Linked DNA regions of Homo sapiens: region 2 is linked to region 1. A link is an interaction called in ENCODE POLR2A ChIA-PET data of the cell type or tissue named here. Cell type or tissue: MCF 10A. All regions are shown on one strand. Links, peaks and the distances in the headings refer to the core of each region. The heading gives the core; the rest is flanking DNA.

Region 1 (12,016 bases), core at 3,469-5,968:
GTGATCTGCCCGCCTTGGCCTTCCAAAGTGCTGGGATTATAGGCTTGAGCCACTGCGCCCAGCTGCCAATGACCTCTTGCTTAGCCTCCAGGACATCCTGTACACTGTCCTCAAGGTGAGTTTTCGAAAATTAAAACCTGAGCATGTTGTGCACCTGCTCACATTTTGCAAGCCTCTTTTTCCTCATCTGTAAAATGTGAATGAATAATCATTTCTTCCTTGCAGGATTGTTGAGAGTTAAATGAGATACTATGCATGAAGAGCCCAACAGTCAGGTGTTACTGTAAGTGCTCAGTAACAGAAGCTACTATTATATGTATATGTATGTATATTTGTATGTCAAAACTGAGAAAAAAAAACTAAAAGGAATGAGCCAAAATGTTAATCATGGTTATATCTAGATGGTGGAATAAATGGCTGGCTTTAATATCTTTGTCTTATTTTTAGCTATGTAAGTTTTGCAATTAAAAAAGGTGTTTAAAAACAAAAATACAGATTTTCTGAAAAAATGGGTCCATCCAGGATTAGCCAAAAACTTCTGTTATAAAACTGTAGCTCTTGAAGGGCTCTAGAGACCAGGAATGGAGCCCACAGCTGCACTGTCTTATCCTGCACCTGTGGCAGGCATTGCGAATGGATCCCAGCACCCTCTCTCGGACCTCAGACTTGGGGAAATCCAGCATGGAGTAGGGACTTGCCCAGGGTCACTGCAAAGGTGAGGGGCAGAGCTGGGCTTGAGCCCAGGCCTCTGGTTCCCCAAGTGTGAGCCTGGTGCTGTACTTCCTGTGCTCTGAGGGAGCACCAGTGAGTGCTCTGTGAGTCCCTGCCCTGGCCTCCTTCCTGCACACAGCCTTTCCTTTCTCTGGGATCATTTCCTGGGTCAAAGGCCATGAGCAGTACTGTGTCTTTGGCTGTGGGGCACTGATTGCTCTCCGGGCCTTTAGACTCTGGCCCAGGGCCATGCCCCAATTTCCGCAGTGCGGTTTCCCAAGAAAAGCCAGATGAGCCAATAGTCAGGCTGCCCTCGGGCTGACGGGAGGCAAAGTGCCCAGGAGCCCCATTCAGACACACACCTCCCACCTCCCACAGACTCAGGGAAGGCGCCTTAGGGTTGGGCGTGGCTCAGAAGGGCCTAGCCCTAGACAGCTTCTCTTCCTTCTCAGCCTTCTCTTCCTTCTCAGCTGATGAGGGAAGGCTGCCCACTCACACCCCAGCCCACCCCAGCCCTCCCCTCCGCCCCACCTCCCCTGCCCTGCCCTGCCCTGCGCTGCCCTGCGCTGCCCTGCGCTGCCCTGCCCTGGGCTGGCAGATTGCTCTGCTTCTAAAAGGTTTTACGCTGAGGACCACAGGCAGGAGCGGACATTAGCCAGCCTGGTGGGCTATTGACTGAGCTGCTAAAAGCCTGTCAGGGACATTTATCATCAGGAGGCCATTTCCACCTTCTGCCCATTAGGCCAGCACTCAGCCAGAAACAGGCTTCTGATGGATGTGGTGTACAAGCTCTAAATCAGGGGAGACACGCCTGCTCCCCTCGCAGACCCCACAGAACCCTGGCTTGGGCCGCCCTGCCTGGAGAGGCATCACCTCCAAGTCTCCAAGGGGCTGCCCTGGGGCAGAGGGGGAAGACAGGACAGAAGGACCCAGGAGGAGTCAGGCGGGTGGGGGACCAGACTGGGGACTCTCTACGGCTGACCTCCATTGCCAGAAAGGGAGAGGTTGTGAGGCCACTGTCACGACCCTCAGCAGTCAAGGGAGCAGCTGTTCCTACAACAGCATCATAGTCATGGCCTCAAATGAGCATCCCAACAGCTCAGGGTGGAGACTGGGAGGCAGGGGTGGCAGGACGGGCAGAGGGAGGACACACAGTGTAGCAGAGGTGAAGTGGGCAGGCAGACTCTGGCTTCCAGGGGTGGAATCCCTGCCACATCCCTTACCATGGTGCAGCCTTGGGCAAGTGACCTCAGTTCTCTATGCCTCAGTTTCCTTATCTACGAAATGACAACAGTAGTAGCACCTCATTCACAGTAAAGCACTGAAGACGGTGCCCAGTACTTGCTAAGTACTCAGTACATTAGCCAGGAGAAGCTCATCACAGCTCATTACCATTACCCAGTTTTATTGTTGCTCAGTATGTTTCAGGGGCCAGGGGATATACTCACTGGGCAGGGGACAAACTGTTCTGCATGGGGACTCCCATCCTTTCCTACATAGCAGTGGCTCCAGGCATGCCCTCCATGAATGAACTAGTGGCTTGATTGTTTTCCTACTGGTGAATGCAGGCAGCTGGATCAGACATGTTCCCATGTCTATAAGAAATAGGTTTTTAAATGCTTCTTGGCTGGGCACAGTGGCTCATGTCTGTAATTCCAGCACTTTGGAAGTCCAAGGCAGATTACTTAAGGCCAGGAGTTCAAGAGCAGCCTGGGCAACAGGCCCCATCTCTACAAAAATTAGTCCGGTGTAGGGATGCACACCTGTGGTCCCAGCTACTCGGGAGGCTGAGGCAGGAGGATCACTTGAGCCTGGGAGGTCCAGCCTACAGTGAGCCATGATCGTGCCACTACACTCCAGCCTGGGCAACAGAGTGAGATCCTGTTTCGAAGAAAAAAAAAAAAAAAGCTTTTCTTTAGAAACCATAATCTAGGGAGTCATATATGTGCCAGGCCCAGTGCCAGCTGCGTTGCTCATAATATTTGATTTACCTCCCAACCACCCCAGGACATAGTACAAGAATTCCCCATTTACAAGTGCAGAGGCTGGGGCTCAGAGAGGTTGACAATCATGTACTAAGGACAGCAGAGCCAGGATTGGGAATGTTTCCTCTTATGGCCTGGTCTGCTCTTGCTGTCCTCACACCATGGTTATCATCATCATCATACAGGCCTTTCACTGAGGACATACTATGTGCCAGACTGCATGCAGGTGATGGCAGAGATGCGGTACTCACAATCCTGGGCTATAGGAGCCATCTACCTTATGGAGGAGGCAGGAAGGAATATACTTTGAGCTCAGAGGAGAGGCACACAAGAGACCTGGGGGATGAACCAGAGAAGGCTCCCTGGAGGAGGAGGACTTTAAATTGGGCCTTAAAGAGAGGGAGACTTTGACCAGGTCAGGTGGAGGGGAGGAATCTCAAGTCAGAAAGGCAGGGCCACAGGTAGGTTTTAAGTGGGAGGAGGCTGAAGCAGCCAGCGGGCACGGTAGGCTGGAGGACAGGGCAAGAGAGGAGGCTGAGCAAGAGGGGTGAGGCTGAGGGCATGGAGTCTACTCACCCTGCCCAGGGTGCAAGGCTGGACCCAATAGAGAGGTGGACAAATGGATAGGTGAGCCATGTCCTGACTGGAGAGGGTGAGATGTGGGACCAGGGACCGCCCAGAGGAGGCTGGGATTGAGCAGAGGGAGAGATGAGAGGAGCATTTCTTGACCCTAGGAATGGCAGCACTTCTAAAATGCACAGCACATTCCCATGATTTAGGGCAGAGCATCCTTCATCACCCCTCTCCTTATGAGCACCCAGATGAGCCTTTGGAGGGTTTACTGTAGAATCCAACATCCAGGGATGAAAGCGGTGAACCACAGCTGGTGTCCCCACTTGGTCACCTGTGGGGACAGGGAGCTCACTTCCTCCTGAGGTAATTCATCCTACTTTCAGACCTTGTGAATTTGGAGAAAATGTTTCCTACTTCGAGCCCAGTGTGGCCTCCAGGTGGCCCCTGCTTCCCCTCACTTCCCACTTCTGGTCCTGGCGTTGTCCTTTGGGGACCTATAGACACATCTGGGCCCTCTGTGGCAGGCCAACTCCTTGGATATTTGAAGACAGAGGACCCATTCCTTGAGTATGTTCTTGTCCAGGATGAACAAACCCCTAGAACTGGAAGAGACTTCCAAAATGCCAGACTAGCCCATACCCTGCCTTTCTAGAAGGGCAATTTGTATGGAGGGAACAGATATGTGCTATGGAAGGCTCTGAGGTTCCAAACAGTTGGCTAGGACAGGGCATAGAGGGCTTTGATGAGAGAGGCAGAACATTATCTGCAGGCAGCAAGGAGTCCTGGGAGGCATCTGAGCAGCGGAGTGATGTGGACACACATCGGCTTGAGAAGGGTCAGGTTGGCCTTGGTTTTTTGTTTGTTTGTTTTTTGAGACAGAGTATTGCTCTGTCGCCCAGGCTGGAGTGCAATGGTGCGATCTTGGTTTACTGCAACCTCTGTCTCCCGGGTTCAAGTGATTCTCCTGCCTCAGCCTCCCAAGTAGCTGGGACTACAGGCATGTGCCACCACGCCCAGCTGATTTTTTATTTTTGGTAGAGACAGGGTTTTGGTATGTTGGCCAGGCTAGTCTCGAATGCCTGACCTCAAGTGATCTCCTGCCTTGGCCTCCCAAAGTGCCAGGATTACAGGTGTGAGCCACCATGCTGGCTAAGGCTGGCCTTTAAGATCATGGCAGTGAAATGCTCCTCTCCACTCTCCCAGGCACCTGAAAGCCACGGTGTCCATTAGGCCCTCAGGCCCATGTCCCCTCTGGCCTGTCTACTCCCAGCAGGGTTCCAGGGCTGACCCCCAGGGGCTCTGCCTGCCCTTGCTTTCATTCCTCCCCACCCTCCACACCTCACAGCAAAGTCCACCTTCTTCACCCCCTCCCTGGAGTGACTCTGTGGCAGGCTGGGCCCCAGGCTCAGGAGCACAGTCCTGGCCTCTCCCCAGCCTTCCCCTGCTGCCTTTGTTCCCTGAGTACAGTCCCTGGTTGCCAAGGCTGCAGGTTGCGAAACTCACCTCCAGCCTCCCTCTAACCAGCTCACCCTGGGTCACAACAGGCAAGAGGGAGGGACCCTGCCTGCAGTGTCACTCCCTTTGGGACATCTGAAACTGCCTGGGGCAGCCCGGCCCCTCTGAGAAGGACTTCCTGCACGCTGTGGCAAGGCCAGACATCTCCCAATCTCAATGCAATTTATGTACTTAATTAAATCATTAGCTAGCTTGTCCCTTCCTTGTTCTCACATCACTCACCTACTGATACATCTCTGTGCCTGGCACAGAACGTAATCCTGGTAACAAGTAGGAGCTGATGCAAATCAGTGCCAAACCTCAGGGGCCTCATGTCAGTGAAGTGAGAGCAAGGCCCGAGGCCACACCCAGGTCTGGGCTCCCATTCGGGTCCTGGACACACTGCACAGGGTCCTCTGGGAAGTCATCTTCCTGAGCCTCAGCGACCTCATCTGTGCAATGGGGCAAGATCCCCTATAAATGGGGCTAATGTTCATAAGGTATCAGCATAATCACTCCAACCCTGGTTACAACATAATAAAGAGCCTCTAAGGCCTGTCTGTGCAGGTAAGTGCTATGGCATGGTGCCTGCACAGTAGTAATGGATGTGGTTACTTAATAAGAAACATATTGGCCAGGTGTGGTGGCTCATGCCTGTTATCCCAGCACTTTGGGGGGCTGAGGCAGGAGGATCCCTTGAGCCCAAGAGTTTGAGACCAGCCTGGGCAACATAGTGAGACCCCATCTCTACTTACAATAAGAAAAAATTAAAAAGAAACATCAATCAAATGCAAGATGTGGACCCCATCTGGACTTTGAGGCAAACAAACCACAAGCAAAGTGGCATGTATGAGGCAACCAGGGACCATTAACATGAATTAGGAATCAGGTGACACAAGAGTTATTATTAATGTGATCCTGGCATTATGGTTATGTCAGAAAATGTCCCTGGTTTTAGAATTGCATACTGACATGTGGTAGGGGGCGGGGGGCAGAGGTTGAAATGACAAAATGTCTAGGATTTGCTTTAAAATACTTCAGGTAAAAGGGATGAGTGAAGCAAGAGGGCAAACTTGATAATTCTAGAATCTGGGCTGAGGAAAGTTCATCATATTATTTTTATCTACTTTTGTGCTTGAGATTTTTCCATAATTATGAACCTGAGCTAGATTAGAGCCTTGCTATTGAAAATGCAATTGGCAAACAAGTAGATCGGTATCACCTGGGAGGAGGGAAGTCAGATTTAGCAAGTAAAACACAGGATGCCCAGTAAAATTCAAATTGCAGATAAACAACAAATATTTTAGCATAAGGAGGTTCCATGCAATATTTTACTTACACTAAAAATTTGTAAAAATAAATTGACAGTTTCTTATAAGGCTAAACATGCAACTACCTTATGACTCAGCAACCGCACTCCTGGCCCTTTATGCCAGAGAAATGGAGACTTACTTATATTCACCCAAAAATATGTACACAAATGTTTGTAACAGCTTAATCTGTAATAGCCCCAAACTCGAAACAACCCACTGGCTTTCAGTGAGTGAATGGTTATATAAACTGTAGTGCATCCATACCATAGAATACTATTCAGCAGTAAGAAAGGACACAGAGGCAGGAGTGGTGGCTCATGCCTGTAATCCTGGCACTTTGGGAGGCTGAGGCAAGAGGATCACTTGAGCTCAGGAGTTTGAGACCAGCCTGGGCAACATCATGAGACCTCGCCTCTATTAAAAAAAAAAAAGAAAAAAAAAAAAAGAGGCCAGGCAAGGTGGTTCATGTCTGTAATCCCAGCTCTTTGGGAGGCTGAGGCAGGCAGATTAACTGAGGTCAGGAGTTTGAGACCAGCCTGGCCAACATAGCAAAACCCCATCTCTACTGAAAATATAAAAACTAGCCAGGTGTGGTGGCATGTGCCTGTAGTCCCAGTTACTTGGGAGGCTGAGGCAGGAGAGTTGCTTGAACCCAGGAGGCGGAGGCTTCAGTGAGCCAATATCATGCCATTGCACTCCAGCCTGGGCGACAGAGCGAGACTCCATCTCAAAAAAAAAAAAAAAATAAGATAAATAAATAAATAAAAATTTAAAAAAAGAAAGAAGGAACACATAATTGAGGCCAGGTGCAGTGGCTCATACCTGTAATTCCAGAAGTTTGGGGTGGGTGGATCACTTAAGCCCAGGGGTTCAAGACCAACCTGAGCAACATAGCAAAACCTCACCTCTACATAAAAAATATACAAAAATTAGCTGGGTGTGATGGCATGCACCTGTAGTCCCAGCTATTCAGGAGGCTGCCGTAAGAGGATTGCTTGAGCCCAGGAAGTGGAGGCTTCAGGGCTGCAGTGAGATATGATCATGCCACTGCATTCCAGCCTGGGTGAAAGAGCCAGAGCTTGTCTCAAACAAAACAAAACAAAACAAACAAACAAAAAAAACAAAACACACACACACAAAACACAAAAAAAAATGATCAATACTCAATATATGCAACAACCCAGCTGAACTGCGAGAGAAATACAGTGAGTAAAAAAAGCCAAGCTGAAAAGGTTACATATTGTATGATTCCATTTATGTAACATTCCTAAAACGGGAAAAGTATAGAAATGGAGAGCAGGTTAATTGTCATCTGGGGTTAAGGAGGGAATGGGGGTGGAGGGGAACAGATCTTTGTGATGATGGAATGTTCTGTATCTTGACTGTAGTGATGCCAGTATCACAACAGTATGCTGTACTGCGTACTGTAGTCTTATAAGATGTTACCACTGGAAGAAACAGGGTAAAGGATACACAGAATTGCACTGTACTATTTCTTATAACTGCTTGTGAATCTACTATGATGTCAAAATAAAACTTTTAATTAAAAAGAAAAAAGCAAAAATAACGATTTGTTGTTTATCTGAAAGTCAAATTAAACTGGGCATCCTGTATTTTATCAGGCATCTCTGGGAGCTTGTTGGAGATGCAGATTCCCTGGCCCCACTTCAGACCCACTACATCAGAATCTGTGTTGTAACACTAAAGTATGAGAAGCTCTGATTAGTGGCTCCTGGGTGTGTTAGTCCATTTTGCATTGCTATATAGGAATATGTGAGGCTGAGTATTTACAAAGAAAAGACGTTTGTTTGGCTCACAGTTCTGCAGGAGGCAAAAGAAGCCTGGCACCAGCATCTGCTTCTGGTAAGGACTGCAGGGGAGCTTCCAATCATGCAGACAGTGAAGGGGGGATCAGGTGTGCCGCAGGCCACGGGGAGGTGTCCCAGACTGTTTTCAACAATCAGATCTCAGGTGAACTCATTATCACAGGGAGGGCATCAAGCCATTCATGAGCTGCCCCCATGACCCAAACACCTCCCATGAGGCCCCACCTCCAACACTGGGGATCACATTTCCACATGAAAATTGGAGGGGACAAGCATCCAAACTGTATCACAGCTCCTGTTGGATCTGGATTCCTAGGAGTCTGTGATGATAGCAATTAACATGTATCTTTGAGCTATTTATTATATTTCAAAAAGCCCAAAGAGAATCACACATTTTATCTAGGATCAGGCTGTGTAGGACAAGTGAGTTTCTTTTTCTCTTTCTTTTTTTTTTTTGAGAGAGTCTCGCACTGTTGCCTGGGCTGGATGGAGTGCAGTGGCGCGATCTTGACTCACTGCAACCTCCACCTCCTGGGTTCAAGCAGTTCTCCTGCCTCAGCCTCCCGAATAGTTGGGGTTACAGGTGGCTGCCACCACGCCCAACTAATTTTTCATATTTTTAGTAGAGACAGGGTTTCACCATGTTGGCCAGGCTGGTCTCAAACTCCTGACCTCGTGATCTGCCTGCCTCGGCTTCCCAAAGTGCTGAGATTGCAGGTGTTAGCCACAGCGCCTGGCTGACAAGTGAGTTTCAACCCTCCAGTGGCTTCCCACTGGACTCAGGATAGAGCCCAGACTCCTGCCTGGGCTTACGACGCCTTCACAGTCCAGGCCCTACTCCCCAATCTGACCTCACCTCCTCCCACCACTCTGTGGTCACAGCACATGTGTCCACGTGCTGACAATGCACAGACACACCAAACCCATTCCCACTCAGGGGAATGTTTGCATGTTCTATTTGTTCTGCCAGCATACTCTCCCTTTAGAGCCTCAAGTGGCTCTCGGCTCAAAGATCACCTTCCCAGGAATGCCTTCCCAGACCATCCTGCCTAAACTAGGTCCCCTCTCCCAACCCACGTCACACTCTATCACATCACACCAATTTATTTTCTTTATATCAGTTGTTAGTACCCATTTACACCGAGCAGTTCATGCAAGTTAGAAACAGTGACAGTTCTGAGAGTTTGAGTAATAAAAGGAAAACCAACTAATTATTGAATTAATTAAGAATGCAGTTTGTTTGGTGGACGTAATCTTTTACAAGCATGCAAAGCTTGGAAGAAACAAGTAGCAAAATCGGCCATCTATAGGGGGTCCTTCCCATTTTGACCTTTTTATGTCTTTCTACAAATTCCATTTTGCACTTGTCCCTCCCTAGCTCGAAACATTCTCTCTCTCTTTAGGATACAGGTCACATGCCTCACCCCAGCATTCAAGGCTCTGCTCAGCTAGCCCCAGTCCACTTCCTTAGGGTACTTCCCTTCTTCTCCTTCACAGATTATTTGTTCTGGCCAGACAGCTGCTCTCTGCATTGCTTCCTGAACATTCTATATACAGTTGCACCTCCATGCCTTTGCTTGTGCCCTTCCCTTTGCCATTTATACCCTCCCTATTTATTTGGATGAACAACCATGAGATAATTTGTGGAGTTAATGAAAATTTATGAGCAACAATTATGCACCCAACTACATTAGGAGGTACTAGCAGAAAAGCACAAAGGACTCTAATTCAAAGTAGTCAGGGCATGGTTCTAAGGAAAAAATAGGCTTGGAATATGTCCTAAAAAAAGAGAATGCTGTGGGAATTTGAGGGAGGAAGTAAAAGTGTCTATCCATGAATATAGTAAATATTTCCATCTATTGAGGTCATCTTTATTAGTCTTTTAACAATGTTCTATCATTTTCCTTCTAAGCGTTGCTTGTTTATTCCTAGGTATCCAATCTTCTTTTATTCTATTGCAAATGTTTAATTATATCATCTAAATATTCCCAGTATGTACAAATGCAATTCATTTTTGTGTTCTGATTCTTGTATCCACTACCTTCCAAATACTCTTATTTTTCTAATAATTTGACTACATGTTCTTTTGGGTTCTATGTAGACAATTATATATGTAAATAATAGCAGTTTTATTTCTTCCTTTTCCATCCTAACACTTTCAACTTTTCTTTCGCTATTTTTCTTTTTTTGAGACGGAATTTTGCTCTGTCACCCAGGCTGGAGTGCAATGGCGCCATCTCGGCTCACTGCAACCTCCGCCTCCTGGGTCCAAGCAATTCTCCTGCCTCTGGGGTTACAGGCATGCACCACCATGCCCGGCTAATTTTTTTTTTTTTTTTTTTTGAGACGGAGTTTCGCTCTGTCGCCCAGGCTGGAGTACAGTGGCGCGATCTCGACTCACTGCAAGCTCTGCCTCCCGGGTTCACGCCATTCTCCTGCCTCAGCCTCCCATGTAGCTGGGACCACAGGCGCACGCCACCATGCCCGGCTAATTTTTGTATTTTTAGTAGAGATGGGGTTTCACCATGTTGGCCAGGCTGCTCTCAAACTCCTGACCTCAGATGATCCACCTGCCTTGGCCTCCCAAAGTGCTGAGATTACAGGCATGAGCCACTGCACCCGGCCTCTTTTGCTGTTTTTTTTTTTTGTTTTTTCTTTAAGGGACATTTTTATTGCTCAATGTTTAGTAGTTAGAGGACTATTCAGGCTTTCTGTTTCTACTTGAATTGGTATTGACAAGTTACATTTTTCTAGTCTTACTGTGCAGGCCATGACCTTTTATCTTATTCCTGATTTTATTTTATTTTATTTATTTTGAGACAGGGTGTCGCTTTGTCACCTAGGCTGGAGTGCAGTGGCACGTTCATGGCTCATAGCAGCCTTGAACTCCTGGGCTCAAGGCAGCCTCCTGCCTCAGCCTTCTGAGTAGCTGGGACTACAGGCATGCTCCACTATGCCTGGTTAATTTTTGCATTTTTTGTAGAGATGGGGTTTCTCTATGTTGCTGGTCTCGAACTCCTGGGCTCAAGAGATCCACCCATCTTGGCCTCTCAAAGTGCTGGGCCCATAGGTGTGAGCCACCCTGCCTGGCCTGTAGATGCTTCTAACATTTCCCCTTTATGAATGATATTTGCACTATTTAACAAATAAGTCAAGTTAATAGCATGAATAATGTGACAAACTGACATCATGTGTCCCATGATGTAATGACCTAAAAATGATATACCACCACTCATGCAATATTCTTGCCAAAAATACATAAATGATTCTAATAATGAGGAAACAATTTGGTAAGTCCAAATTTAGAAACATTCTACTGAACAACTGACCTTTACTCCTGAAAAATGTTAATATCATGAAGTGATGAAGACTAAGAGATGACAACTAATGTGTGGTCCTGAATTGGATTCTAGATCAGAAAAAAAAGCTATTATAAAGGTCATCATTGGGACAACTGATGTAATTTGAATTTGGGTTGTATATTATAATTAGCATTGAATCAATGTTAAATTTCTAGGATGTGGTTATATAAGAGAATATTCTCGTTCTTAGAAGATACAGACCGAAGTACAGTATTTGGGGGTAAAGGGTCATCTCTATAACTTTTTCTCTTTTTTTGTTATTTTGAGACGGAGTTTTGCTCTGTCACCCAGGCTGGAGTGCAGTGGCACGATCTCAGCTCATTGCAACCCCTGCCTCCCGGGTTCAAGTGATTCTCCTGCCTCAGACTCCTGAGTAGCTGGGATTACAGGCACCCGCTACCACACCTGGCTAATTTTTTGTGTTTTTAGTAGAGACGGAGTTTCACCATGTTGGCCAGGCTGATGTCGAACTCCTGACTTCAAGTGATCTGCCCGTCTGGGCCTGCCAAGGTGCTGGGATTACAGGCGTAAGCCAGCGCATCCGGCTGATAACTTTTTTTTTTTTTTTTTAAGAGATGGGGTCTTATTCTGTCACCCAGGCTGGAGTGCAGTGGTGCTTTCATAGCTACTGCAACCTCAAATTCGTGGCCTCAAGCAATTCTCCTGCTTCAGCCTCTCGTATAGCTGGGACTACAGGTGTGTACCACTGTGCCCAGCTAACTAAAAAGCAATTTTTTAAGAGATGGGGTCTT
Region 2 (12,016 bases), core at 3,708-6,207, 100 kb after region 1:
GAACAGGCTGGAGTTGGAGAGTTGCAGGGGCAAGCAGGCCCTCCCTGTAGGTTAACAGCAGCAAAATAGGCTTTTCACAAAATGTTCTGCAGCCAGTAAAATGATGCATTTTGCTGGTACAGCCCTCCTGCAAACCCCTTAAAAATATGCAGACCTGGCTGGGAGCGGTGGCTCATGCCTGTAATCTCAGCAATTTGGGAGGCTGAGATGGGCGGATCACCTGAGGTGGGGAGTTAAGAAACCAGCCTGACCAACATGAAGAAACCCTGTCTCTACTAAAAACACAAAATTAGCCAGGCGTGGTGGCGCATTCTTGCAATCCCAGCTACTCAGGAGGCTGAGGCAGGAGAATCGCTTGAACCTGGGTGGCGGAGGTTGCAGTGGGCCGAGATCGCGCCATTGCACTCCAGCCTGGGCAACAAGAGTGAAACTCCGTCTCAAAAAAAAAAAAAAAAAAAAAAAAGGCAGACCTACAGTTAATTCTACATCTGAGAGTCCATCCTAAAGATGGAAGTGCAGACAAAACTTTATGTGCCAAGAGGTTCGTTCCTTCTAGCATTGTCACAATAGCCTCAAGTTGGAAAAGATCTAAAAACTTGGGAATAGGTTAAGTATATCAGAATGTCTTCATATGACGGAATATTAATCATTCAAAACAATGTGAATAAATACTTATAAACAGGGAAACCTGTATGGAATATAATATTAAGTGGAAAAAGCCAGATTAAAAAAAAATTGGGCCGGGCGCAGTGGCTCACACCTGTAATCCCAGCACTTTGGGAGGCTGAGGCAGGCAGATCATGAGGTCAGGAGATCGAGACTGTCCTGGCTAACACGGTGAAACCCCATCTCTACTAAAAATACAAAAAATTAGCCAGGCATGGTTGCAGGCGCCTGTAGTCCCAGCTACTTGGGAGGCTGAGGCAGGAGAATGGCCTCAACCCAGGAGGCGGAGCTTGCAGTGAGCCTAGATCGTGCCACTGCACTTCAGCCTGGGCGACAGAGTGAGACTCCATCTCAAAAAACAAAACAAAGAAACAAAACAAAAACAAACAAAAAATTGGAAGGCTGGATGTTGTGGCTCACACCTGTAATCCCGCCACTTTGGGAGGCTGAGCTGGGTGGGTCACTTGAGCTGAAAGTTTGAGACCACCTGAGCAGCATGGCAAAACCCCATCTCTACAAAAAACAGAAAAATTAGCTGAGTGTGGTGGTGCGTGCCTATAGTCCCAGCTACTTGGGAGGCTGAGGTGGGTGGATCACTTGAGCCCAGGAGGTGGAGGTTGCAGTGAGCGGAGATGGTGCCACTGCATTCCAGCCTGGGCAACAGAGTAAGACCCCGCCTCAAAAGAAAAAAAAAATTGGGGTTATAGTGTAATCTCAATTGTACAGAAAAAGTCTCAAAGAAATATACTCCGCAATCTTAACAGTGGTTTGAGCTGCGTGATGGGATTTGCAGTGAGCAGGCTATTCTCATTGTATTTTACTGTTTTTTTTCCAAATTTTCTACAATAAACATGGGTTACTTTATAAACAGAAAAAGAATATGTATTTATCAAAAATAGATGTTTATACAGAGATTTTAAAAACACACGCAAATATTAGGGTCACACTACTGAGTATCAAAAAACAAAGTAGGACATTTTATATTATTATATGATCTGAAATGTGTTTAAATAAAAGGCAGGCAGGAGGTCATAACATAAGGTTAATACTGGCTGCCTCTGGGTGATAGGATTACAGGTTCTTTTTCTTTTTAGTCTTCCAAATGTTCTGTTTAAACAATGATTCTTCTACAGTGAGTGACTTGAAAATGTTTAATGTTAAGCAAGCTTTCAAGGCCAAGGAAATTATGTGAAGTATAAGAGAGGGGAGGTGAAATATTTAGAAATTAACTTTGAGTGTTAGAAAAAGGAGAAAAGAGCCAGGACCACTTATGGGTTGGTATGAGCTTGATTAGACAGCCCCTGAGACCTACCAGGGCAGCAGACACTTTCCACTTGGAGCCCTCTTACTGGGAGACTGAAACATTTAGGAGCGGAGATTTGTTTTTGCACTATATCTGCAAAAAGGGTGTGGGTATAAAAATATTAAATATAATGATGGGGGTCAGGGGGAGCTGTTCAACCTACCTAAGAAAAGAAACTTAGCAGTAGTTCAAACAACAGACAGTGTATTTGTAAATTCCTAACAGGCTCCATCAGATCTGGCAGGTAGGCCAGCACTCACACTCCTCAAATGCGAGATCTTTGAGGCCCTCCCTTCCATGAATCCTCTCACCAAACACAGACTGGGTGTTTACCCTGAGGCTTGTGAGTGGGGCTGGAGAAAGTGAGAAGAATAAAAGCAGAAACTCAAAGCCTAAGGAGCAGGGAAGGGGAAAAAGTGCACACCTGGGGTCAGGTGCTGGGGTAGGGGCAGTTCTGGGAGGTGGAGACAGAGTCTTTCCAACCCAGGTCAGGGGAAACTTCCTGGAGGAGGGGCACTGCAGCTGGGCCTTAAGGACTGGGGTTGATTTGAATCTGCAGGAGGAACCAGGAAAGATCTTCCTATGCCAAGCATACAGGCAACAGTAAGGGGTTTCAGACCCAGAGCTGAGTTTGCGGGGAGGAAGCTGGGAAGATGGGGTGGGGAAGGCCAAACAGAAAGGGGTGTGGGTAAGTGGTTGGATCTCATCACGATGGAAACCAGAGCTCCTAGGGGTTTGAGCAGGAGGCTGAAGAACCAAACCTGGCTTTGGGTAGAAGATCTGTAGCTGGGCCCTGTTTCCATGGGGAGGGTGTTGCGACCTGGTTGCAAATCAGTAAAAAAAAAAAAAAATCAAGGGCCGGGCGCAGTGGCTCATGCCTGTAATCCCAGCACTTTGGGAGGCCAAGGCAGGCAGATCACCTGAGGTCAGGAGTTCAAGATCAGCCTGGCCAACGTGGGGAAACCCATCTCTACTAAAAATACAAAAACAAACTGGGCGTGGTGACGTGTGCCTGTAGTCCCAGCTACTTGGGAGGCTGAGGCAGGAGAATCGCTCGAACCTGGGAGGCGGAGGTTGCAGTGAGCCGAGATCACACCACTGCATTCCAGCAGCCTGTGTGACAGGGCGAGACTCCGTCTCAAAAAAAAAAAACAAAAACAAACACAAACAAACAAAAAAAAAAACAAGAAGGATACTCTCTACCTTGTCTCCTTCAGAGTTAATGTATACAAAAATGTTTAAAAAGCCGTAAAGCTGGGCTGGGCACGATGGCTCACGCCTGTAATCCCAGCACTTTGGGAGGCGGAGGTGGGTGGAGCACGAGGTCAGGAGATTGAGACCATCCCAGGTAACACAGTGAAACTCCGTCTCTAATAAAAATACAAAAAAATTAGCCAGGCGTGGTGGCACGCACCTATAGTCCCAGCTACTTGGGAGGCTGAGGCAGGAGAATCATTTGAACCCAGGAGACGGAGGTTGCAGTGAGCCAAGATCGCGCCACTGTACTCCAGCCTGGGTGACAGAGCGAGACTCCGTCTCAAAAAAAAAAAAAAAAAAAAAAGCCATAAAGCCCCATATTGTGGACTCACATCTTTCAAAGTAACCTTTAAGCCAGACTCTGAACTGATTCGAAAAAAATAAAATTTTTTTATTTATCAATATTTTAACCATCTTATTCTCCTTCATTCAAAGCAAACCAAAAAAACTTAACAGTTTCTCTAAGATTTTGATATCTTAGCAGTACTTCCCTAACTGCTAATATCTGTTTTCTTGTAAGTGCCACCTGTGGGCCTAGATCAACTCTGAGACTACACAGAGCCAAGTCCTGGGGGTTGTCATCACTGGTAGGTTTTACCAATGAGGAAATAGCCACTCAGAGAGGTTGAGTTTTGTGGCCAAAGTCAAAGCTAGCAGGTGACACCGTTATAGACTCAAACACGTCCCTACTTTTGCTTTTCCCATTAAACAATGTGGCTTATCAGAGCAGCCTTTCTAACAAGCAGATCATCTAAGACAGGAGGGGCTGCCCATGAAGGCACAAGCTCCCAATGCAAAGGAGTGTGCAAGGCACGGGCGGCACAGGATGGCGATGCCCCAACAGAGACCAGCACTTCCCACAGGAGGCAGAATCAATGACCTGAGGCTGCAGTCTGGGGCACCCTGGAGAAATGCCCTCCATGAGTGACCACACAGAGGATTTTCAGCAGCATTTATTTGTAATTCTCCTTTTACGTGAGCTCTGAGGGTTGCCCCACCACCAGTGGGAAGAAGGCGCTGCCTAGACAAAAAAAGGGCCTGACCCAGGAGGTCACTGCCTCCCTAGAGGGCCCTGGACGAGTGCCTGGCTGCCCCTTAGCTTTGGGAGGGCAGGTTATGAGTCTGCAGCCTAGGGTTTGAATTTCAGCACTGATGTTTTCTTACTACATGACCTAGGACAGGTCTCTTGACCTCTTTGAGCCTTAGTTTCCTGGTCTATAAAATGGAAATAGCACTAACTACTCTATAAAATTATTGTGAGGATTAAATAAGATGACGCATGTAAAGTGTTGGGGCAGCAGGCATATTTCATGACAGTACACATTTATACAGGTCCTTTGTAAACTGTAGCTTACTGTGGCAACTTGCTATTCTTATTATTATAAGTCTCGTGGGTTCCCTTTGATCTTTCTTGGCTCTGCGGAGACCGTTGTTTAGGTAAAGCATAAAATAAAGTTGTAAATCCTTAAAAGCAGGAGAGAACATGCCTTGCAGATTGCTCAAGAGCAGTGACGAGACACTTTTTACCAGAAGTCTCTGACTCAAAGTCAGACATGGGTCAGGAGGTTTTCAACGACATGGGAGCGGGCCGCTGCTTCCTCAGGAAGGGTGGAGGCGGGCGAGGTGGGGCAGCCTGCTCCACGTGGCTAATCCAGGCCTTGCTGACTTGCCCAAGACACCAGAAACATCTTTCTAGGTGGGCTGGGAAGGTTTTGCCAGGCCCTGGGTCTGGGAGGAGAGTGCAGGCTTGCTGCAAGGCGAGGAAAGGTTTCAAGAGGAGAAGCTCACGTCCCTGCTTCCTGAGTCTCAGGCAGCATCCTCCTCAGGAGACTAGAACCCAGGTCATCACAGCAACTCCACCCCTTTCTCCAATGCCCACAGCAGGGGCTGGCCTGGAAGAGGCCCGCCGTGTGTGCTGAAGCAAAGCCGCACAATTAAAGAACCTGCAACAGGTTCCCCACAGCAGAAGAGGTCTGAGGATCCCAGAGCCGTTCTTCCACAATCTGCTTCTTCAAATTTCAGTTAAGACACAGGAATTCTATTATTGCAGAGGTTTCTGCTGGCCTCTAGTCTGATGCTGATCTTTGCAGCAGCATCAACCCAGGCTGCAGTTTTCTGCAAAACCAGGGTTGTCTGGCTCCCTGGCAGATGGGGAGTGGGGGCTGGAGCAGAAGCAAAGAAACCCTTCAAAAGAAACTCCAAAGAAATTACTAATGATTATTAAGAATAAAAGGAACAGTTATTATACTAGTAACAGCACCTATATATGTTTGTGTATATACTATTATGATAGTAATAGCATGGGTGTGTTCTATGCACAGACATATAGACATAGAATAACAATATTATTAGGACAACTCCCATGTATTGAGCACTTACTATGTGCCTGAGGTTATGCTAAGGGGTTTACATTCCTTTCCTCATTTAATTATAAAGTTTAGTGTATTGACTTACACATTCATTCCACAAATATCCAATGTGCCAGGCAGGACACCAGGGAGGTGACACAGGCAACCAAAAAAAAGTCCCCACCCTTAAGGGCTAGCGGGTGGAGATGGACAAGGACGGGGGTAATTATTAATAGAACACAATGGAACAGGTCTCCCTTGAAGTGTTTGAAAAAAGTGTTGAGGGCCCAGAGAGAATCCAGCTGACAAAGTCTGAGAAGGCTTCCAGGAGGAGGCTGGCAAGAAGAGAAGGCAATGCTGGAGCTTGGCCATAGAGAATAAGCAAGAATTTGCCAGGCAAAGGAGAGAGAGCAGAGACTCTGCCGAAGCATCAAGCCCAAGGTGGGGACTGGGGGAGCAGGCAGAGGTGAGATCAGGAGGGATGAGCCCTGAGTGCAGGAGTGAGGTGGTGGGTGGCATTGGATGGCAGTGACCGGGTTCAGGGTCAGGTTTAAGAAAGCTCACTCAGGCTGCAGAGAAGGGGATGGGTTCTGGCATGGCCTCCACATGGGGATACTGGAGAGGAGGCCACTGTGACTTTGAGAGATGAGGTGTGACCTGGGCAGTGGCAGCGAGAAAGGCCTGGGTCTGATGTATGGGTCAGAGGGCAAAAATGGCCAGCACAGTGATTGACTGGACTCACTGGCTGGAATTGAGGAAGGGTGGAGGGCAACTACTAGTGGGTACAAGAGGGGAAATCTACTGAGAGGAGGGAAGGGAAATGGGGAGAAGGGTTGGGGCAGATGTACTCAGCTTTGGACATGCAAAGCACCCAGGTACAGAGGTCCAGGGGGTACTTGGTAACAAGTCCTGCCCTTGCCTATTTGGCCTCCCTGTCAACTGAACATGAAGCACTTTAGACACAGTGTGGCTTTGTACTGGGACCTGATTTTCCACATTCTTGCAGGGGCAGCTGTGAGGTGGTCCATACCGATCCTAAAACCTGCCAATCATGTTCCTGGCTGCAGCATGGGGGTGGGAGGGTGTGGTCTCCTGGACTCTTCCACGTTGGGATGATCCAGGATTTGGGATCAAGAAACTTCATTTGTGAGTCATCTGGGGGAAAAGGATCCTATCTTATGGGAACACCAGCGATAAAAATAATTGATCTGGCCAGGCATGGTGGCTCATGCCTGTAATCCCAGCACTTTGGGAGGCTGAGGCGGGTAGATCACGAGGTCAGGAGTTCAAGATCAGCCTGGCCAAGATGGTGAAACCCCATCTCTACTAAAAATACAAAAATTAGCCGGGCGTGGTGGCACGTGCCTGTAATCCCAGCTGAGGCTGCCTCGGGAGGCTGAGGCAGAGAATTGCTTAAACCCGGGAGGCGGAAGTTGCAGTGAGCCGAGATTGCACCATTGCACTCCAGCCTGGGCAACAGAGTGAGACTCCATCTCAAAAAAAAAAAAAGTCACTGATCTACCCAACTCACGACACAAATCTACAACACTGCATTTTCTTATTAACCCTCCTCACAGCAATTCTGTGAAAGTTTGATTTCTTGAGGCCTTCCATAATAGTCATCACAATAGTAGCTCACAAGTATTGGGTTCTGACCATGTGCAGGCATTGTTCTAACCATTTTAGGTATATGAATTCATTTAATCCTCAAAACATCCCTAAGAAGTAGGGATAATTTATAAACCTCATCTTATGGGGAAGGAAACAAGCTCAGAAAGGTTAAACAACTTGCCTAAAGTTATATAGGACTAGGATTTGAACCCAGGCAGCCTGGCCTCAGCCCAAATTCTTGCCCTAACTAATCCTGAGTCATATCCCTGGCTCTCTGCTTCCTTAGCAGAGGGCTCCTCCCGCTCATTCCCAGCAGGAGGGTAAAGGCTTAATCACCAGAGCCCTGGGTGTGCAGGCAGGAGGGTAGCCCATTGGGTACCTAGCTCGAGGTGCAGGACGGGCCCATTCCCAGCCAGGGCGGCATCAGGGGTGGCAGGAGGTGCCGGCGGGCTGTTGTGGAATTCCCAGCGCTTCATCTGCAGCTGCTGCAGCCAGTACAGCATCGCTTGCTTGGTGGCGGCCTGAGAAGCACAAGGATTAGTTGGCAAGGCCCTGTGCCTGAAGGGTGGCACTGGGTGCAGGAAGAGGGGAAGGTTGTGGGAGGCTTAGGAATGCTTTCTTTCCCAGGAAAAAAAAAAGGGGGTCACTGTAGGTATGTATGCTTCCTGGCCACAGAAGATCATCAGGCTCTGGTCTCCCACTCAGCGGTTCCTTAGCTGCTCTGGGCCTCAGTTTCCTCATCTGTACTCTGGTGACAATAAGTCTCATTGCATAGGACAATGATGAGGATGAAATGAGACAAGGGTATCACACAGTATCTGACACACAGTAGGTGCTCAAAATGTGCTCACTGGATAGAGGAATTTGGAGGCGCTGTGAGAGGGGGAGGTGCACTGAATTCTGATATGCGTGGGGTCCTGGTACCATCACTATCTCTGTGTGACATCTCCAAGTCTTTGCTGCCTTTTGTGGAATAGGAGTAATCCTTGCCTTGGGGATGCACTGGAATCATGGATATGAATGGAGACTGGAAAGCCACATGCACATGTGACAACATGGTGGCACCTTCCAGGTGCTCTGGCCCTCCAAACAAGTTCATGGTAAATGCTGGTCATTAGTCTCCCAGCACTGGCTGGCGGTTGGTCCAAACATCCACTTTCACATCCAATAACTCCTGGATTCTTCAGGAGGGAGGCAAGGCAGGAGTGAGCACCCCTTTCTACAGATGGAGAAACTAAACCTCTGAAGTTGCCCAGGCATGTGGTGGTAGAACTAGTCCCATAACCCTGGTCTAGAAGTTGGATTTTATGGCCAGGAGATTAGTGGCTTCATAAAGAAGGCCTGAGATCAGCTGAGGTGGACTGCAGAAGATGAACAGCTCACCGGGCGTGGATGGGGATTCTCAGAGAGCTGCCTGCAATCAAGGCCACATGAGAACAACAGCGGGCTACATGGCAACAGAGGCAAACTCCCTATCTCAGGGGTTCACTGGTGTGCACTATGCAGGGGGGAGTCTGTGAAAGTGACCCTCAGGCTGTCACACAGGTATCAATAAGATAAATGATGCCCACCAGTGTTCTCTTTCCATACACTCTCTCAGAGAGACTGCAGCACCTCCCAGGTCTTCCCCATGACCTTAATGCTGATGAGCTCCAGCCGAACCCAAATACCCCATTTTATTAACTCATTTGACAAGGGTATACTGAGCATTGACATATGTGTCAGAGATAGTGCTAGGCACTGAATACAGGGGTGAGCCAACACACATGGTCCCTGTCCCCTTGGAACTTGAGAGTCTCCTGCAGGGGACATGTACCTGGATGTTCCATGGGCTCCTCATCCTGAGTTCCCTCCTGTCAGTGACTGACCCAACCAGGCAGTCAGCCAGTTACTCCAGCCACTCCTGACATCTCCCTCATTCTATTTCCCTACTATCCCGAGACACCTCCATTGTCCCCTTCCCCACAGCCACAGCTCTAGTTCAGCTGTCACTCTCTTCTGATCACCTTCTGATGGGCTCCCTGAGTACCAGCCTTGCCCTTCCCCTAGTTTCTTCTCTATCCAATAGTCAGACTGAGCTTTTGCTACTTGGCCTAATTTGCCAATTCCCCACCCTCGGGCCTCTGCTCTTCAACTCCATCCTTTGGGCCCCTCTGTTTTTCTGGCTCATGTGATTTGCCTGGACACTCAGGGCTGTATCATGGTTTCCTAATTTGCTCACGGTGCTCTCTTGGCCTGGAATACCTTTCTCCCTCTTGTCTGCTTGCCACCTATTTCTTCTTTCAAGCCTTGGGTGTGTCCCTCCTCCAGATGCCTTTCTGGCTAGCCCCTTCCACTTGGTGGAACTGACTCCTCCTGTCACCACACCTTCTTGCACAGACTTATCACATGTCTCTACAGAACATTTCAGGGTGCATGCAGGTTCTCCCTCAGTCTCTCCCACCAGACTTTAAGCTGTCAGAGAACCAGGGGTGGGGGTGCATTAGCTCCACACCCCGCCAAGCGCAGAGCCAGGAACAATGGAATACTATTATAAAGACCATGTGTTGAAGACCCTGCATACAGCAGTCAACCTGTGGAAGAGACACATAGACCCGGGAACCACATGACCTCGAAAATGCCTTCCCTGGCCAGGGATTCCTGAGTTTCATTATTTTAACCAAGTCCCCCAGCCTGGTCACCCGCCAAGTCCAGTCAGTAAAGGAGAACTGAACACGTGGGCATCCACAGATACCCACTTAGCTGGAGTTGGGGTTGGAGGGGTGGACAGATGGGGATGGGGTGGGGAAGGCTATCTCCTGGCACATTCTTCTCTGATGCCCATAGAACACTTAGCCCAGATCTGTCTTTCCAATTAAGTTATGGGACACCTCCTCTTGACATTAGCACTCTGACCTTGGTTCCATCACCTTGTGTGTGCATGTGTGCTTATGCAACAAAAAATTATTAAGTACTCCACTAGGTACCAGGCTGTATTCTAGGTGATGCAATTAATTCAACAATTTGTACATGCCTGTGATGTGTCAAATGCTTACAAACCACCTAGGTTCTGAGAGGTTAAGTAACTTGTCCAGGGTCACACAGCTAGTAAGTAGCAAATGTACAATTTGAATCCAAGCCCGTCTGATTTCAAAGAATGTGGCCTTTCTACTGCTTTAGGCTTTCTCAGTTACACATGATGATAAAACCTACCCCTTGCTGCTGATAGGAAAACAGGTTTAAGCATGCCTAGATGAACAATCTAGGCTGATCAGTGAAACCTAAGTGTTTATTTTCCTAATCCCTGCCAGTCTCTTCTCAGCATTCACTGACCTTGGCCAAAATATCAAGAAACGGGAATCAGAATCCTGGCCTTGAGAGAGGATTGCAAAGACCATATTTTGACTTACTTAGGTCCCAGGTAAGAAAGTTAAGGTAACTGCACTGTCAGGCACACCCAAAAGTAAAAGTTTTGATTCAGCACTGAGAGGTAGAAAGACTATGGGATTCCAAGCTACCCTACTCTCTAGACGCATGGACCTCGAGCCAGTCCTTTCATCTCCCTCTGACTCAGTTTCTTGATCCGTAAAATGGGTCTGTCTTCCCTGCCTTGTGGGAACCCAATGAGGAAATGGGTGGGAATGCACTTTGCAAAGCACAAAGTTCTTGGAACTGTCGTCACCGACACTCCAAATTTACTGTGTCCACCTCACACTCGCGCCCAGCCTTGCCCTGCGAAAAGGGGACCTCACGCCGCTGGAAAGGAGAAAGTCGTTGCAGGAATTTACCTTCAGGGTAATAACCCGGCTGGGAGTCTTGATTTCGAAGATCCCCTCCTCAGCGTCCGCCTTACAGTCAAACACTGCACTGGAGAGGTCGATGCTGTCCAAGGGATTGGCATCCTGAGCGGTCCGCGAGTAATACAGCTGACATTTCCTTTCGTCGTAGAAGAACCAGCGGGATTTCCAGCCCCGGATGGGCCCTTTGCCGCCGAACTTACTTAAATACCCACAGAGTTTCTTGGGGACCGCCTCCAGGGACCGGGCGCAGTCCCCCGATTCTTCCTCCGGAGGCGGCACCTGTGGATCCCTGGCAGACTCTTCGGACCCAGGGGCAGAGGAGCTGGACTCCGGGGCGTTCTCCCCAGCGCCCTCCATCGCTGCCAGCCGGAGACTGCGGAGGGACGAGGGGTCCGCGGGACCACCAGGGACAAATCTCGGAGACTCGGCGGGCAGCTTCCCAAAGGGAGACACCTGGGCGGGGGCGGGGCCGACGGCGAACCCGCCCCCAGGAAGCCACAGAGTCGGGACCGGGTGCGGTGCGCGCGCCTCAAAGATCGCAAACCCAGGTTACGGCGGCTGGCCACGCCCCTCCACCGCCAGGCCACGCCCCCGCAGCGCTCAGTCGGCTCCCTGCAAAGCCCAGCTGCTTCCGGCTTTTTCTCCGCGCCAGTCAGCCATCTTTACTGAGGGCAGCCGTGCTCCCTGGCTTCAGGTTAAAGGCGTGGTGGCACTGAGTTAGGTTAACCGCGGGCAGAGAAGCCTGTCCCTAGCTACACTTCCCTGGTAGTTCGCATAGTCACCTAGAAAGATAGTGCTTTCTTGCACCCGATGGGCTGCTTGTTCCCTCCCTGTGCCGCGCGGGGCACCCTCGGACGGCGCATCTCGCGGCCATTGGCTGAAAGGAAGACCGCTGGGAGGCCCATCTTCCGGCGTCGCCCGGGCAGCGCGGCTCCGGAGCTGTCTGCCACTCTTCTCCTGGTGTTCCTTCAGCCCCGTCAGTGACGCCGCGGACGGCCTTCTTATCCCTCGCCTGACAGCAGTGGCCTCCCCAGCTCTCTGTCCTGGCTCCT

The links. Peaks named below come from ENCODE experiments on the same cell type or tissue, not always from the same donor. Only the 100,000 strongest peaks of a DNase experiment are listed, where the experiment ranks them.
Region 2: POLR2A ChIA-PET joins it to region 1 with 8 read pairs; 8 of 35 experiments call an interaction of 5 or more read pairs at or near these places.

What each region holds. Positions count from the first base shown.
Region 1 is chr9:98,141,590-98,153,605 of GRCh38, forward strand. The region is part of intron 2 of CORO2A (coronin 2A); the gene reads right to left. Among named protein-coding and RNA genes, the nearest start is that of TRIM14, 28 kb to the left of the region's middle. RefSeq lists an enhancer at 536-585. In MCF 10A, for the core only: no CTCF peak of the experiment used is centred there; DNase peaks (open chromatin) are centred at 4,752, 5,042 and 5,322.
Region 2 is chr9:98,244,221-98,256,236 of GRCh38, forward strand. TBC1D2 (TBC1 domain family member 2) reads right to left here and starts at 11,429. Exons shown (of 13, transcript NM_001267571.2): 1 at 10,953-11,429; 2 at 7,565-7,706. The coding sequence starts at 11,321. RefSeq lists enhancers at 3,609-4,526, 4,527-5,443, 11,664-12,016 and a silencer at 11,444-11,493. In MCF 10A, for the core only: no CTCF peak of the experiment used is centred there; a DNase peak (open chromatin) is centred at 4,781.